Linked DNA regions of Homo sapiens: region 1 is linked to region 2. Evidence: chromatin loops called from intact Hi-C (ENCODE). Cell type or tissue: PC-9. All regions are shown on one strand. Links, peaks and the distances in the headings refer to the core of each region. The heading gives the core; the rest is flanking DNA.

Evidence for each region. Peaks named below come from ENCODE experiments on the same cell type or tissue, not always from the same donor. Only the 100,000 strongest peaks of a DNase experiment are listed, where the experiment ranks them.
Region 1: a loop joins it to region 2, with 15 times the contacts of the local background. A loop is called at or near these places in 3 of 110 quality-filtered maps.

What each region holds. Positions count from the first base shown.
Region 1 is chr1:110,462,898-110,465,804 of GRCh38, forward strand. No RefSeq gene overlaps it. Among named protein-coding and RNA genes, the nearest start is that of PROK1, 13 kb to the left of the region's middle. In PC-9, for the core only: no CTCF peak of the experiment used is centred there; DNase peaks (open chromatin) are centred at 1,054 and 1,644; H3K4me3 peaks cover 320 bases; H3K27ac peaks cover 1,586 bases.
Region 2 is chr1:110,614,011-110,616,910 of GRCh38, forward strand. It overlaps a transcript of KCNA2 not described here. Among named protein-coding and RNA genes, the nearest start is that of KCNA2, 9.1 kb to the left of the region's middle. In PC-9, for the core only: CTCF peaks have their summits at 1,941 (motif pointing left) and 2,149; a DNase peak (open chromatin) is centred at 1,921.

The DNA of each region.
Region 1 (2,907 bases), core at 305-2,804, 150 kb before region 2:
AAGAGAACGATTTGACATTAACCCAAACTGTGTATTTCTTTGCTAATGTACCAAATAAGGCATTTGTTATATGTGGTTTTCTACCCCAAACATCTTTTACACCAATGGCATACTAAACTGTTTTCAATTTAGATGATTAAAGAAACTGCCTATGAGCAGAACAAAAGCACTATACTGTGCACTCTGCAGTCTGGGGTTTCAGTTTCCTGGGACTGCATCTTAAGATGAGTGCAAGGAATTTTTGTTTTCCACTGGAGGGCACTGCCCACCCTGGTGGGAACAGAGAGATCCCTATGTAGTGGCTGAGTTATCTGGCACAGGCCTTAACTGGCTCTGAGTCTTCTATTGACTGCAGGGATGTTTTGTGCCCCCTTTAGAACTACACCCTGGACAGCTGACCCTGACAAGGAATAAGGTTGAAAGATGGGTTGCCACCTCTTGCTCCAACCCTGGTTGGGGCCATGGCTAGACTCAGAAGCCCAAAGCCACAGAATCACTGAGGTGAACAACTTTAGGTGAACGAAAGAGTCAGCTTCCCTGCTGAGGTTTTCCATCCCATATTTATGACAAAGGGCTCTGCTGGGGCCTGCACACAGCCATGGTCTGCAGCCACACCCTAGGTCCCTGCCACTCTGCTGTGTCCTGTCCCAGTTCTCTGCTCACCTGAGGGGCAGTGCTTGGGTCTTGGGAAGACCACTTGGTCCAGGTCACAGGAAGGATATGATTTATGGTCCTTTTGTCCAAAAGATCCTTTCCTGTCTCAGCCCCCTGCCTACTCGATAGACTCTGCTGCGCGTCAGTCACAGACATATTTGTTTCTGTGTACCTTGGGAGAAAAACACGAGTGTGGTTCTCAAAAGGATTCGGAGCTCCTGCGGGGGCTGGCCTGGTACAGGGCAGGAAAATATTCTGGGTCTAGTGAGGACAGAGGGGCCTTTATTTGGGAGCTGAAGATTAATGAGGAGGATTAACTGGATCTAAACAGAGAGAAACACTGGTGTGAGTAAGAAGACGTGGGCACATTTCTGACGGAGACGAGTCATGGAGGAGCCTGTGAAATTCTGTCTCAAAGCTAAACCCCAAAGATTAAGTAAACAAATATGTCAAATGGCAGCTTGACATGTTCTTGTTATTTTACATTTTGCTCGATTGGCATTTCTCATCAAATTAGCGGCAAAGCTCCCTTATGTTTCCTGACGGGGGGTTAGCACAGTGGTTCACTGCACAGACTGCCTGAGTTCGAACCCTAGTTTGGATGCTTACTAGAGACTTTGGACCCAAAGTTACTAAACCTCTCAGTACCTCAGTTTCCCCATCTGTACAATGGCAATAATAAAAATAGCACCTACGTGTTGTAACCAGCACACCACACTAGCATTACCTGGAGGGATCTCTTCAGTGAGGTAAACCAATAAGATGTCCAGGAAGGAACGAACAATCTTTTCTCGGATGTGCTTCAATTCCCCAGAAGCTGAACATGGTAGGAAGAAATCAGTTTGTTCAGATCATGTTCTGTTATTATCTTGAAGTTTAGAAGCACAGGTTTATGTAGGCAGAGCTCAATAACAGCTCCATTTGGGAACACAGATACACAAATCTTATCTAAGTACTTCTTAATACCTTGCTTAAACATATGAGTCACTGTTTCACAGTAAAATGGAATGTTTGCTCAATATGGGCTATGATCTTAATACTGTGCTATTCTTTTTTTTTTTTTGGTAGAAAAAGCATAAGGAGAGTGGGCTTTGAAGTCTGTCCTGGCTCCTCTCAGATTGTGTCCAAATCAAACCTCCCAAACCATGTGTGTTCCCTGAGACAGGCCTCACTGTTGCTGCGACTCCCTTCTAGAAGGAGGCAGTGCTAGGGAATGTTGCTCACCCCCTAGACCACCAGTTCCCAAGCACCAAAGGAAGACGTTACTGCCAAGCACCAAAGGAAGACTCTGCTTCTGTGGGGCCTTCAACAAGCCCCTCTACAGCTTGGACTCTGATGCAGGTGCTCCTTGTACCTCCCACTCCCAGAGAAACACTACCCTAACCCATCACCCCAACCTTTGAAGGAAATCAGTTAAACAAATAATGAAAATTCTACTTTTCTTTCCAAGTGGCAGAGAGGCTAGTTTCCATTAGGAGAAGTTCCAGCTAAGATAGAGGGTAGTCTTCATGCTAAAGCAAGGACTAGCAAGCCCGGGAGAGGGAGGAAGAAGGGTGTGTGTGCGCACCTGGGTCTGTGCCCATCCAGAATTAGGTTTCAAAGGGGGAACTATTGTGCCTGTGAAAACCTGAGTCATCAAAGTGCAAAGGGGGAAAAAGAATACAGAGAGGAGCAGTTGCGCAGGAGAGAGAGGAGGTCCCTTGAAAGGCAGTCATTTCCGTGCACTTTAAGGCAAACAGCTGGGCCCCCACCTGGACTCTGGAAAGCCTTGCAGGTGAGGAGGCTGAGCTGGCTGCTCTGAGGCCCAGACCAGGAGGCAACATGTGTTCTACATACACACTCCCTGGACCCATCTGGGGCTCAGCTGGGAAGGGATGAGACAAGGACCTGGGCTGCCAGATGCAATGCTCAGGGTCTCCAGGGGGTGTCAGAGAGTCAGGGCAACAGAAGGCGGGGCCCAGGACCCTCTCCTGGGAGCTGCCCCACTGCAGGAGCTGCTGGGGGTGGTATCTTAGTAGCAGTAGCCCCATGGGCAGAGGCAGCCTGCAGCTTACTGTCAGCGTGAGGGGAGGACAATGAGACATTTGAGAGCCTGCAGTGTCAGGCTGGCCATGCCTGGTCTCATTAGCCTTCAAGAAGGGGCCTGAGAAGAGGCTCTGGTGCAGGCCCAGGGAGGTAGGGTCAGAGGAAAGAGCCTGTGAGGGGTCTCAGGGGAGCTAAGCACCCACGGGAATTTGGCCCCAGCCAGGGAAA
Region 2 (2,900 bases), core at 401-2,900:
ACTTTTCAATTGCCTTTTGTGGACCTGGAATTATCCTTCTTGAAGCTTTCACTCAGGCGTCCCACCTGTGGCCATAGAGAGCAATTCTTCCTCCCCTCCCCTGCACCTTGCAGAGATCAGCACTTTACAAAGTTGAAAACAGTGGCGAGGAGCTCCATGGCTTCTCTTCTTTGAGGTCATTATTCCCAGGTCCTCAACTCTTCCTTATATGCTGTGGCTTGAGGTCTTGCACTACCCTGGCCATCCTCGGAAGTTTTCTAACTTCAAAGTGGGCCATGTATCAAAGTCTCCAGAGGAGAACACTTTGACCCTAGTGTGGCCCAGTTATCCCAGAAGTGCAGACAGTATCACTGTTTTTGCTTCATAAAAGTAGCCTAACACAGGTTGACTCCCTAGTGTCTGCGTTATGTGGCTGAATTAGCTGGGCCTGAAGGTTACTCTAAGCCCCACGTCCTTCTTCTCTCCCTTTTATGGCCTTTGGTCAATAGAGAAGAGGAATAGAACAGAAAAACAAGAAGCAAGTTGATATCATGGAAAGGCCCTTGGCCTGCCAGTTTCTGTCCTGACTTTATTACCAGGTGACCTTGTAAGTCACTTCCCCTCTTTGGGCCCCAGTTTCTTCATCTGTAAAATGGGAAAGCTGGGCTACTTCTTATTCTATGATTCGTTCTTCAACTTTACCTGGCTGAGGAATGGGAGCCTTAAGCAGATGAATGCATATACCTCCTTTATCTCCACTGGCACCATGGGTCCTCCTACTGTCACTATTTTGCTGAGAGGACATCAAGGCTCAGAGGTCATAGGACCTGCTCAAGGTTGCATGGCTCTAGTAAGTGGCAGAGCTGGGATTCCAGCCCAGACTTTGCTGATCCCCACATCAACCGTTACCCCAACACATGTCACTGCCTGTTTAAAAGGGAGAAAGGACTTTCAAAGATGCCAAATCATTTTGAAAACGAATCCTGCAAACATTCCAAACAGTGCAAACCTGATGCTCAGTGCATCTTAATGATGTTCTCTGAGTCCAAGAAGGGTCATTACAAAGGGAACACAGGGAATCTTTGACTCTGAGGCCTTGCAGAAAGGGGCTGAAATTGCAGTGAGGAGTTTCCTGAAGTTCAACCTGAGGAAAATGACTGGCCCTACTGGAAGTTTCATGGCCTAAGGCACCCAAAGGCGACCTGTAAGATCACAGCAGGGCCCGCCTGCCACACACCACTTACCTAGGGCCTTACCTGAATGCTAAGGAAGTAGAATTAGAGGCATGAAAGACTAGGTAGAAAACAGTTGGATAAAAAAACGTGTTTGTTGAATGGAGTAAACTCTTGTGTGGACAGGCAGTGGGGCTTGCCCTGGGAACTCAAATCTGAGGCTCTGGAGTGACTCAGCCTCTCTGGCTCAAGTATTTTTATTTTTATTTCAAACATACATATTTTCTGAATTGATTAAAAGAACAAAACATCCTAAGTCCCCTACTCCCAAACTCTCCTGCTATGAGGAGGTTGAAGGTGGTCACTAGAATGGGGCTATTAGAAAGATTTTCTTTGCCACCAGATGTTCCGCTCCTGATCTTCCTTAAAGGCAATCCCTTGGCACTACTTGTTAGTGTCAGCAACAGTGATGCTTTGGTGCTTCGATCGACCCAAGTCTTTGAAGCAGGGGAGGGAAAGGTAGACAAGTGAGGAGGTGGCTAAATCATCCTGGCATTCCTGGTGTTGCAGAACCAACGTGTATCTAGAAGAGTACAGGGAAGATGACTTAGGAGTGGAAGAGAGCCTGGGGCACAAACGACAGCTAGGAGGAGGGACAGAGGGTCGGGGCGCCTGGGGAGGAGAACCTCTGTGGTTTCCTGTCCCTCTCACACTCGCAACCAGGAGTCTTGGGATGCTTGCTGTTCACCTGAAATTCTAGGCTCATCCAACAGTGCCACCCAATGGCCACATGGGTGCAGGGACGTGCCTAAGGAAGTGGAAACCAGATGGGAGGAGAAAAGAGCCTCACCAATTCAGAAAAAGAGAGACCTGAGTTTCTTTCTGCCTTGAGGATGTGGTATAGGGCTCTCCAGGGGTCTTTGGACCTGGGCAGAGCCATGCTTTAAGGGTTCTGCATGCCTCAAAGGAATTCCTCTCTTCTCTGAACTCTGGCCATTAGAATCTGCTGGGTTAAATCAGGGACTCTGTAACCTGCAGATCCCCAAGTCAGCCTGGAGAGATGGGGCATCTGTAGCCCCTGGCCCAGGCTTCACTTCCTGAGATGATGAGGGGCTGGCAATGCAGCCCCACCCCCACCCCCACCACCCAGGTTCATCTAGTCAGGGTCAGGGGCCGTGGCAGTTGTCAGGTCAGCTCTGTGGGACAGCGGGGTAGAGGGTGGAAGTCAGAATGTGGAGTGACTTCATAGGGGGCTGCGCATCACTTCCCTTCTCTTCCAGCTGCACCTTTCCAAAGTCCAGGAGCTTTCAGGAAATAAGAAAAAGTTCTTTCTTTAAGAAACATGGGACCCCAGAGTTAGATCATAAATAAGCCAGCATGGTTCCTAAGGAAAAAACAACAGAGCCTGGGAACAACCGAGCCAGGGTCTAACTGAAACTCTCCAGGCTATGTGAGAAGGATAATTCCTAACAGAGGCAGGTGCTATGTTCACTCCCATTCAACAGTTACAGAAACAAGCTTGGTGAGGCTGAGTGGCTTGCCTGTAGCCACATAGCCAGCAGCTGGGTGCAAAAGGCAGGAGCTGAGTCATGGTCTGTCCTCTAGCCCCGGCTCTAAACCAGGCATCGAGCCAAGCACTGTGGGGGACACACAGAGCGTGGCACAGAGGAGGTGCTTGATAAATACTAGTTCCTTCCCTAGAAGGATGGATAAGGAAGCAGAATTGTCAACAATTGACTCTAACCCAAG